2 separate regions of the Homo sapiens genome follow, and region 2 is linked to region 1. Evidence: read pairs that join two places in POLR2A ChIA-PET (ENCODE). Cell type or tissue: PC-9. All regions are shown on one strand. Each heading gives the region's core, and the rest is flanking DNA. Links, peaks and the distances in the headings are about the cores only.

What was found. ChIA-PET counts read pairs that join two places held together with the same protein. Peaks named below come from ENCODE experiments on the same cell type or tissue, not always from the same donor. Only the 100,000 strongest peaks of a DNase experiment are listed, where the experiment ranks them.
Region 2: POLR2A ChIA-PET joins it to region 1 with 6 read pairs; 7 of 35 experiments call an interaction of 5 or more read pairs at or near these places.

The regions. Positions count from the first base shown.
Region 1 is chr1:52,655,810-52,661,189 of GRCh38, forward strand. It overlaps SHISAL2A (shisa like 2A), which reads left to right. Exons shown (of 3, transcript NM_001042693.3): 3 at 981-1,256. The coding sequence ends at 1,231. Among named protein-coding and RNA genes, the nearest start is that of SHISAL2A, 25 kb to the left of the region's middle. In PC-9, for the core only: no CTCF peak of the experiment used is centred there; DNase peaks (open chromatin) are centred at 3,112, 3,752 and 4,182; H3K27ac peaks cover 1,623 bases.
Region 2 is chr1:52,506,728-52,512,107 of GRCh38, forward strand. It overlaps TUT4 (terminal uridylyl transferase 4), which reads right to left. Exons shown (of 30, transcript NM_001009881.3): 4 at 2,869-2,985. Among named protein-coding and RNA genes, the nearest start is that of TUT4, 44 kb to the right of the region's middle. In PC-9, for the core only: no CTCF peak of the experiment used is centred there; no DNase peak of the experiment used is centred there.

The sequences.
Region 1 (5,380 bases), core at 283-5,282:
TCTTAGAAAGATCTTAGATCTCTCTGGCTACAGCATGGAGGACGTGATGGAGGGGCCCCCACTGGAGGCCGTTCCAGGGGTCTGGGCAGAAGAAGATGAAAGCCTGATCTAAGGTGGTAGCCTTGAGGATGGAGAGAAATGGGTGGATACCACAGATGACTATTAGGTGGAACCAGCAGGACCTGGCTTTGTGAAAGGGCCGAGGTAGAAGGTGTGAGAGATGACTCGAATTTTTGGCTTAAACACTTGATACATTTTTTTATCTAGAAAGACAGAAATGTTCAATTGTGTCAAATGCTCCTGATTAAAAAAAGAAAAAGGAAAAAAGAATCAGAGTCCTATAACTGGTAAAGTAAAATTTAAAATAAATAAATAATGTTAAATGTTCCTGATAAGGGAGATAAGGATTTAGAAGTGACTATGGGTTTAGTGACAAATAGTTTGAAGGTATAGTGGGGGCAGAACAAAGTAAGTTGCAGCTGAACAAGTCATGAATGGAAGGTAGAGAATAATAAGGCCAAGTGGACTTCCTTTCAAGCTTTGATTTAAGAGGAAGAGAGAAGATAAGTCACTCAGCAAAGAGAAGCATGGAATCTATTCTCAAAGCGAGAACAATCTATGTTTTAAAAATGTCCACCACTCTTCTCCATACTAGCTGTATGGTAATCCTGTGTTCTCATCTATAAAATGGATTTCTAATAGTACCTACCTCATAGGGTTATGGTGAAGGTCAAGTCTTCATAGCTCTTAACAATTGTTTCTTATCTGTTTCCTCCACCAAACTACAAGTTCATGAGCAACACTGACAGCTCTCAGTGCATAATGTGGTGTATTGTTAATAAATACATGTTAAACAAATGATGCTTCTAAGGCTCTGACCACAGTGCACTGCCCAAGGTAAGCACCAGAGAAGTCAGCTGGGGAGTGTGATCCTGTTGGGGAAGAAGAGAGCCACACACCCTCAGTTTGCTGTTTTCCAGGCCCTGAGGAGGTTTCTCCTGACTGCCAAGGTGTGAACACAGGCATGGCGGCAGAAGTGCCAAAAGTGAGCCCTCTCCAGCAGAGTTACTCCTGCTTGAACCCGCAGCTGGAGAGCAATGAGGGGCAGGCTGTGAACTCCAAACGCCTCCTCCATCATTGCTTCATGGCCACAGTGACCACCAGTGACATTCCAGGCAGCCCTGAGGAAGCCTCTGTACCCAACCCTGACCTATGTGGACCAGTCCCATAAACATTCAATAAATGTCTCCATACCATCCCCTTCTGGAGTCTCTTCAGTGAAAGGTGGGAGTGGGAAAGGACTTTAGAGCCTAGCATGATAAATGAGGGCTTCTCCCAGCAAAGATACCCAGCCCTGCTGTGGACCCTGCCATACTGTTCTGCTTGGCCTATTGTGGGCCAAAGAACTTTGACATGACTCCTAGGAAAAATGGTCAGTAACAACTCCATGCAATCGGGTGGAAGCCTGGGGCCTGTGAAGGCACAGAGGAGCCCCTCACCCAACTGGGAAGTCAGAGAACTCTGACATGGTTTTCCTGCCCCACAGTAGGTGTATTTAGGAGCCCCTGAGAAGATGATTAGCCCTCAGAGGGGGATGATCTCTGCCTCTTCAGCAGCTCTGCCTCACCCTGGAGTGCGCCATCCTGGAGTAAGCCCCTTGCAGAGGGACGGATAGAGAGGGAGTATGTTGTGCACAGGGCTCAGGCGTCATTCTATTTCTTAGGTAGATGAAGGAGTGAGTGCTAAGTGAGAGAATGAATAGGGGCAGGGCGCGGCAGTTCACGCCTGTAGTCCTAGAGCTTTGGGAGGACAAGGTGGATGGATCACTTGAGCCCACTTATTCAAGACCAGCTTGGGCAACACAGTGAGACCCAGACTCTACAAAAAATTTAAAAATTAGCCACATGTGGTGGCTTATACCTGTAGTTGCAGCTACTTGGGAGGCTGAAGCAGGAGAATCAGTTGAGCCCTGGAGGTCGAGGCTGCAGTGAGCTATGATCACACCACTGCACTCCAGCCTGGGCAAGACCTCATCACAAAAAAAGAAGAAGAATGAATGAATGAATGAATGGTTATCAGACTGAATACAGGCTCCAGAGGGTGGACTCTGCCACTGTGTGGCCTTGATAAAGTCCCTTGTCTTCCTGAGCCTCAGTCCCCTTGCTGGGTTATTGCAAGTGTTCAATGAGGTGATGGATTTGAACTCACTTCGTAAACATTAAATTACTAGAAGACTTTTTTTTTTTTTGAGACGGAGTTTTGCTCTGTCACTTAGGCTAGAGTGCAATGGCATGATCTCAGCTCAGTGCAACCTCCGCCTTCCGGGTTCAAGTGATCCTCCCACCTCAGCCTCCCAAGTAATTGGGACTACAGGTGTGTGCCACCATGCCTGGCTAATTTTTGTATTTTTAGTGGAGACGGGGTTTCACCATGTTGGCCAGGCTGGTCTTGAACTCCTGACCTCAAGTGATCCGCCTGCCTTGGCCTCCCAAAGTGCTGGGATTACAGATGTGAGCCACCACACCTGGCCTGTTAAAAGACTTTTTAAATGACCAATGGATGATAACATAGTATTCCTGCTAAAAGACTTTTTAAATTACAAATGGACAATAACAGTAAACTATGTAATACTGAACAACTCTGGAGCCAAATGCCTGGTTAAAATCCTGCCCCTGTCACTTACTTGCTAGGTAACCTCTGTGCCTCAGTCCTCTCATCTATATAAGCTGGAATCTTAGTAGTATCTTCTAATAGGGCTTGGGGAAGGACTAAATTACTAAGTCCATGCAAGTACATAGAAAAGTGTTGGCAAATGGAAAGCACTATGTGTTAGCTATTATTATTATTTTTAACATGTCTTATTATTAATCTGATCGCAAAGGAATCTTAGGGCAAGATGCTGACTGTCAGCCCTCCCTCCTGGCTGCTCTCCTAACTTTGGCGATGGCTTTTAGGCTTCGCCTTCGGAATGCAAGACAAGGACTGTGGAGACGCAGCTCAGCAGCCACCAAAAGCAGCTCTTGACATTTCAGACAGTGACATGACCTGCTGCTGGATTTGGCAACAGTGAAAGAGTCACTCTTAGATACCTGTGCCTGAGGCCAGCCAAAGGGTACATGATGGGGTGGCAAGACAGGGTGAGTCACCCACAGAAGTGTTCTAGGCTGGAAGTCAAGAGATTTTGGTTCTGGTCTTGCTTCATTTGTTGTTGTTGGTGGTGGTGGTGGTGGTGGTGTGTGTGTGTGTGTGTGTGCTCTTTTATTTCAGCATTTTTTTTTTGAGACAGTCTCATTCTGTCACCAGGCTGGAGTGCAGTGGAGATCATAGCTCACTGCAACCTCAAACTCCTGACACAAGCAATCCTTCTGCCTCAGCCTCCCAAGCAACTGTGACTACAGGTGCGTGCCACTGTGTCCAGCTAATTTTTAAATTTTTTTTTTATCGAGACGGGTGGTTGCTATGTTGCCTAGGCTAGCCTTGAACGTGTTGGGATTACAGGTGTGAGCCACTGCACCCAGCCTATTTTCAGCACTTAAAACCCAGCACCCTTGTCCATTTACTGCACACTTAGTGGTATCCATTCTATTCTAGGACCTGTGCAGGTTGCCACAAACAAGAGGAATCAGACAGTTCTCACCCTCAAGGGGCTCACATGGAGGACAAGGCAGGCACACAAATGGCCAGGAGGCCCAGTGGTGGCCCTTCATGGGGCTTTAGGGAGGAAGAAATGATGTCTGAGCTGAATCATCAAAGATGACTCAAAGTTTCCAGGTGAGACAGGAACAGAAAACATTATGGTCAGAATACAGCTTGTTCACAATAGTGAGAGCGAGCCAGTGTGGCCCAGGACCTGCAAGTTATTTGTTATAGAAAGAGCTTAGGGTACTTGTATATATGTGGTGGGGCTGGGTGATATTGGGATGTTTAGTCCCTGACGCTCTGTGCGACCCTTCACAGGACGAATTCCTTCTCTGTCCTTGGTATCCTCATCAGAAAAATCCAACTTTTCTCTGAACACTTTCAAGGGAGACTGGGAGGTTTCAGGAAAGAATCTGATAATGCCCTTGCCTTTAGGCTGCTAGCAGTCAGAAGGGGGAGATGCTGTGTGCATTCCAAACGCTAAAGTGGTCATCCGCGGCCTAAGGCAGTGGTTCTCAAACTCGAGGCTGCATCAGAATCAGCTGTGTGGAGGGCTTGTTAAAACACAGAATGCTGGCCTCCTACCCCAGTGTCTGACTCAGTAGGTCAGGAGTAAGTCCCCAGAATTTGCATTTCTAACAAATTCCAGGTGATGCTGATGATGCTGGTCTGAGACCACCCTTTGAGCACAACAGCCTCTGCAAGAACAAAAACAAGCTTTGAGGACTCCGAGCCAGAGAGATGTGGGGGAGACCGCACACTGAGCAAGGCCCTGAAGACCTGGTAGAATTTCCCCAACAGTTGGAGAAAGGGAATGTACATGCTGCTTTTGCTGACCTACACATCCTAGGCCTCATAAAGCCCCTCCCTGCCCCCCAACAGCTCCTCTCCTTTGAATTCAATCAAGGCTCAGAGCCGGCTGTCACTGGGGTTGGCTAGTCTGGGTCCTGCATTAGAAACAAACTGCCCACCCTGTGTGATAGGAGCCCCTCCCCCAGGGCAGCCGCAGTGGGAGGATGCTGGGTGGGCTGATACGCAGACAGAAATAGTCTGAGCTCACCGCTGTTCCCAAGCACACATCGACCGGCAATTATTTCTTGTAAATTGCTTTCCCGGTTATGTTCAGAACATGTGTGTGTGCCTGCCTGAGAACAAACACTCAGAGGGCACAGGGCGGAGGAGCTAGCTGGAGAGTGGGCTTCGGATGGAGGGGAGTGAATCTTCAGCCCAGAATTAGAGAATGTTGAATCTTGGAACTTGGAAACGTTAGAACATTCCACTCCCCTTTACAGCTATCCTGCTAGGTGTTTTTTTCTCAGACGTTCACATTTGTTTGTCCATTCAACATTGATTGACAATGATTTTCTGCCAGAATCTTGGCTAAATGAGGTCCCGATCCCTATCTTCAAGAAGCTCATTGCTACAGGCATTTACAAAAGATCCCTAATCTAGCCAAAGACTTTGGGAAGGCCTCCTGGAGTAAGCAATAACTGGATTAAGTTTAAAGGACCCACTGACAGGTGAAAGGAGGTTTCTGGTACAAGATGAGGAACAGCATTTAAGGCAGAAGGAACAGCATACATGAAGACCTATGGCTAAGAGAGACCATATGGTTCTTTCAGGTAACAATAAGTAGTTCAGTTTGGGTAGACACAAGGTGGGAATGGTGAAAGATGAAGCTGGAAGGGTAGACGAGCCAAGTCCTGAAGCCTTTGCCATATTAAGGGGCTTGGTCTTTATC
Region 2 (5,380 bases), core at 268-5,267, 150 kb before region 1:
TTACTGTCCTTCTCTGCTAATCCTAACAAAGGCGTCAGTTCAAGGTCAGTTATTATAGCTGACTTTTCTCTTCATCATGATTTGTATTTTCCTGCCTCTTTGCATACCTGATAATCTTTGACTAAATGCTACATTATGTGAACTTTTTTCAGTGATGAGTATTTTTGTATTTCTGTAATATTCCTAAGCTTTGTTCTGTAATGACATTAAATACTTGGAAACCATTTATCATTTTGAATGTTGCCTTTAAAATATTTTATGTAGGACCAGACCACATTTAGTTTAGGGCTAAATATCCCTACTACTGAAACAAGATTCTTCTGAGTACTCTACCCAGTGTCCCATGAAGCACGAGGCTTTCCAGTCTGGATAGGAAGAAGTCCTGTATGAGCACCAATCACTGGTCTAATTTCCTCTGACAATTCTTTCCCTGGGTTCAGGAAGCTTTTTCATATGCATGCACCAATCAGCATTGTGCTGAATACTTTAAGAGGATCATCCACAGTTCTCTGGATTTCTTTTTGTGCAGTTTTCTCATTTTAGTTACACTGTCCTGTGAATTTTAGCTATCTTGGACTTAGTGCACTCTAAGGTCTCTCTCTTCAACTGTGAGAGTCCACTGGGTTCCCTTCCCTATAGTGCAACCTAGAAACTCTCAAGCTGGAGCCAACATTGGGCTCAGGCCATTTGTTTTTCATTCATTGACTCTGTCGCCTGAAAACCACTGCTTCATATTTCTGTATTTTTTTTTTGTTTGTCATTTCAAGGGAAAAGTAAATCCACTGTTACTCTAACTTCACCAAAAGTATACGTCCTATATGGCTGCATTCAAGTTTGCTTTCTTTTTGTTCATTTCTATAATGTTCTAAAGTTTCCCTATACGGGCTGAGCATCCCTAATCTGAAAATCCAAAATGTGAAATGCTCCAAAATCTGAAGCTTTTAGAACACCAACATGATGCTCAAAGGAAATGCTCATTAAAGTATAATGCAAATATTCCAAAATCTGAAAAAATCCAAAATACTTTGGTCCCAAGCATTTAGGATAAGGTATACTCAATCTGTAATGTGTATAGGTATAGTTTTCCTTTTTCTTTTTTTTGTGATAGAGTCTCGCTCCCTCGCCCAGACTAAAGTGAAGTGGTGTGACCTTGGCTCACTGCAGCCTCCACCTCATGAGTTCAAACAATTCTTATACCTCAGCCTCCCAAGAAGCTGGGATTACAGGCACATGCCACCATGCCCAGCTAATTTTTATGTATTTTTAGTAGAAACAGGGTTTTGCCACGTTGCCCAGGCTGGTCTCAAACTCCTGGGCTCAAGCAACTCACCTGCCTCAGCCTCCCAAAGTGCTGGGATTACAGACCTTAGCCACTGCACCCAGCCTAGGTATGATTTTCTTTTTAAGTTTCTTGCTTGCCCAGGTGAAACCCCGTCTCTATTAAAAATACAAAAATCAGCCAGGCATGGTATGCCTGTAATCCTAGCTACCTGGGAGGCTGAGGCAGGGTAATCGCTTAAACCTGGGAGGCAGAGGTTACAGTGAGCCAAGATTGCACCACTGAACTCCAGCCTGGAAGACAGAGTGAGACTCTGTCTCCAAAAAAAAAAAAAAAAAGGTTTCTTGCTTGCAAGCCCGAGCTTCCTGGAACTAATGATAGGCATCTTCTGACATTTCTGGAAAATTCCTAATTATTATCACCTAAACTACTCCCTTGTCCCTGTTCTATCTGCTTCAGTTCATTTGTTGTTTTCAAGAAAACTATGTTGAGCACCTACTGTTGTCAGACACTGTCCTAAGGAACTCAGAAACAAAAATAACTAAATATGCCTTCTAGAACACTGCATATTGAAGTCTAGAAGGGAAGAGAAGGTAGACAGCCAGAATACAATGTGTTAGATTTTCTGATCAAAATATGTGGAAGTTGTTATGGGGGCACAGAGAAGGAGTATCCAACCCAGACTTGCTGAGAGGGTCAGGTAGAATATTTCTTAAAGAAGATACATGAGCTAAGACCTAGAGATAAGAGGTTACACAGTATTATTACTGCTGTTGTAACTTTAAAAAGAAAAAATTAAATAGCTAATTTACTAATACATTTTTAAAAGCCCTCTATTCATATCTATGTCTATGGGATATTTCAATAGAAATAACTGAAAAATTACAAATTCCCGAAGCTTATAAGTTTCTTAATTGTCTGCACTTCTCCAGCTTCACATCACATCATTTTCCCCCAGCTCTCTTTGTTCCAATCATACTAGACTTAAAGTTACTCATATGCCATGCCTTTTCCTGCCTAAAGACTTTTAATTCATGCTGCTTTTTGTGTAAAATGCTCTCCCACTTACCCTTCTAGGCCACTCACCTTTTTGCCATTTAAACTACTACTTCATTCAAAAGTCACTTTCTCAGAGAAACCTCCCCTGTTCTAGATCAAGTAAAATATCTTCATACACCTCCTTAGCACAATCTTCCCCCCCTAACAAGACTCATTATATTTAAATCTTTATTCAACGCATGCCCTCATCAATTCTTAGAAAATCTGAGGGCAGGAACCACAACTATCTTATTCACCACTGCCTAGAAGTAGCACACAAGAACTCAATAAACATCAGTTGGATGGACTAATTGTACCTAACAGCTCTAAACTTAGGAATCAACATTCTAAAGGATGAGCAAACCGGTCTCAACAAGGTTCCTTCCTGATTATCTCAGATAAGGAAGGCAACAATTGCTTCCAAAGCTATCACTTCAGTTACCAATATAAGATTGGACAAATATTTCATTTTTAGTTTCACAAATAAAAAATATTCAATATGGTTTTACAACTTGAAAAATAAATAAAAGTATTTTTTAAAAAGAACTTACCAAAATATTTTTCTTATGTCGTTTCTCCTTTATATGTTTATGAGCCCCCTGGATATTTTCAATGTGAATTAAGCAAAGTTTGCATAGATACCGACAATTGGTATATTCTGGTGATCGCTGAAGAGACAAATTTTAAAAATGCACTTTATTCAGAAAACAGAGGAGTAAACTATTGACTATATAAGTGAATAATACAATTATGTAAGTAGACAGAAATAAGCACTGAAGGTTTTTTCTTTATCCTTTCCTTCTTCTAAAGTAATAGTTTTTAATAAACTTATATACTGAAGAGATAGTAGTCCTTTTTCAAAATAGTTATCATAGGAGATTACATACTAACTTTAATACGATATCTAACAATATCATGGTAATGCTAAATTATGTTTAATATTCACCTACTATCATCTTTAGAATCCAATGTAAGAAAAGCAGTCGGGCTGAGTGTGGTGGCTATGCCTGTAATCCCAGCACTTTGGGAGGACGACGCTGGCAGATCACTTGAGCTCAGGAGTTGAAGACAAGACTGGACAACATGGAGAAACCCATTCTCTACTAAAAATACAAAATTTAGCCGTGCATGGTGGCGCAGGCTTGTAATCCCAGCTACTCTGGTGGCTGAGGTGGAAGAATTGTCTCAGCCTAGAAGGCAGAGTTTGCAGCAGCGAGCCGAGATCGCATCACTGCACTCAAGCCTGGGCAACAGAGCAAGACTTCGTATTAACAAAAAAAAAAAAAAAAAAAAAAAAGAAAAGTGGTCTTGCTATTTAGTCTTATTCCAATGTTGTCCCCAAAACTGATTTCAAATTTAACTTGCAGCCATTTTGATTACCATAAAAAAATAAAATCTGCCCTCGAATTGGGGATTTCAAAAGAATGGGCCACAAACATGTAAGAAATTTCAAAAGTTGAGTTCGAAAAACACTCCAATCACAGTATCATGGGGATAAATGAATAACCTCTTGAGGTCACAACTGAAGGGAATAACAATTCTAACACACTAAACTATCAGTCACAGAACGTCACTCATACTTCGTGTATGTATTCTCAAAATACTAATAAAACTTAGTAATTACTGAATACTTGTTATGTGCCAGGCACTATGCTAGGTGTTTAACATACAATTTGTCATTTTAATTCCCCTAATCATCTGATTAAATTGACATTATTTTCATCTTATAGATGTGAAAACAAAAGCCCATAGAACCTGCACCTTTTACAAGGATATAGCAAGTATTAAGTGGAAGACACTGAATTTAAATTCCTGTACACCTGAATCTGAAGTCAACATTCTACGCAGATTACACAATAAAAAATTACAAACACACAATAAATACATGTGGAATTTTAAAAGTTTCTAATGCCTTACACTGAAACTTTAGCAATGCTTAGTTTTTATTTCAGATTGATTTATGATATTCAACAGGCTTCAGCTTCTGACAAAAAGATTCTTTCACCTCAGAAAATTACATAATTTCTTTTAAATGAGAAACTTGCTCCAAATTTAGCAACAATCCTGCTACAGACTAAAAATAAATATAGCCATCCCTTATAGAGTATTAACCTTTCAACAACCCTATCAGAACTCCCCATTTTATTGGCAAACTAAATCTCAGGGATTAATTTGCCCAAGGCAACAAGTAAATAAGAAAAGTTGGCTCAATCTAGTTATTTCAATTCTCTAGCATAAAAATTCTGTCAAATCAGTTCCTACTGGAGAATGAATTAAGTCCTCAAAGAAAACGCTACCTCTTAGTTTCAAAACAACTACTTCTTTACTCATCAAATATATTGAGCTCATATTATACAGCAAACATTTTTCTAGGAGCTGGGGATAAGAGCAGTAAATAAAATAGAAATCCCTGTCTATATGAATTTACGTTACAGTGTAAGGAGACAGGTAATAAACAAATGCACAAATATGCCTGGGGTCGGGGGAGTTACTGCTTTTTAAAAGTAGAGACATCACTTAAGACCTTATTGATAAAGTAACTTTAAGGAAGTGAAGGATTAAGCTGTGTGGATATCTGAAAAGACACATTTCAAGCAGAGGGAAAAGTGAATGCCAAGGCCCTGAGGCAGGAAGGTACCTAAAATATTTGAGAAACTACAAAAAAGTTAGCATAACTGGGAACAGAGAGCTAATAGGGGACAGATCACAAAATCCCTTGTGAAGACTCTGGCTTTTATTCTAAGTATGAGGGAAAGCCATTGAAGGTTTATGAGCAGAGAATTACAAGATCTAATTTATATTTTAAAAGGATCATTTGCTTTCTATATTGAGAATAGAAGCAGGAAAGGCTATTGCAGTTAACAGCATAATTCAATAATCCAAAAAAGAGATTATGTTGGCTTAGTTCAAGGTGAGAGTGGTGAAGGTGGTAAAAAGAGTTGCTTTCAGGAGTTGAAAGCATACATACAGAATACCTAAAGCCCTGTGTACTGATGAGGTCACTAAGGAAGTCATGAAATCAATCATATAAACTTTTCAATTGTAAAATGTTAGCAGACCAAA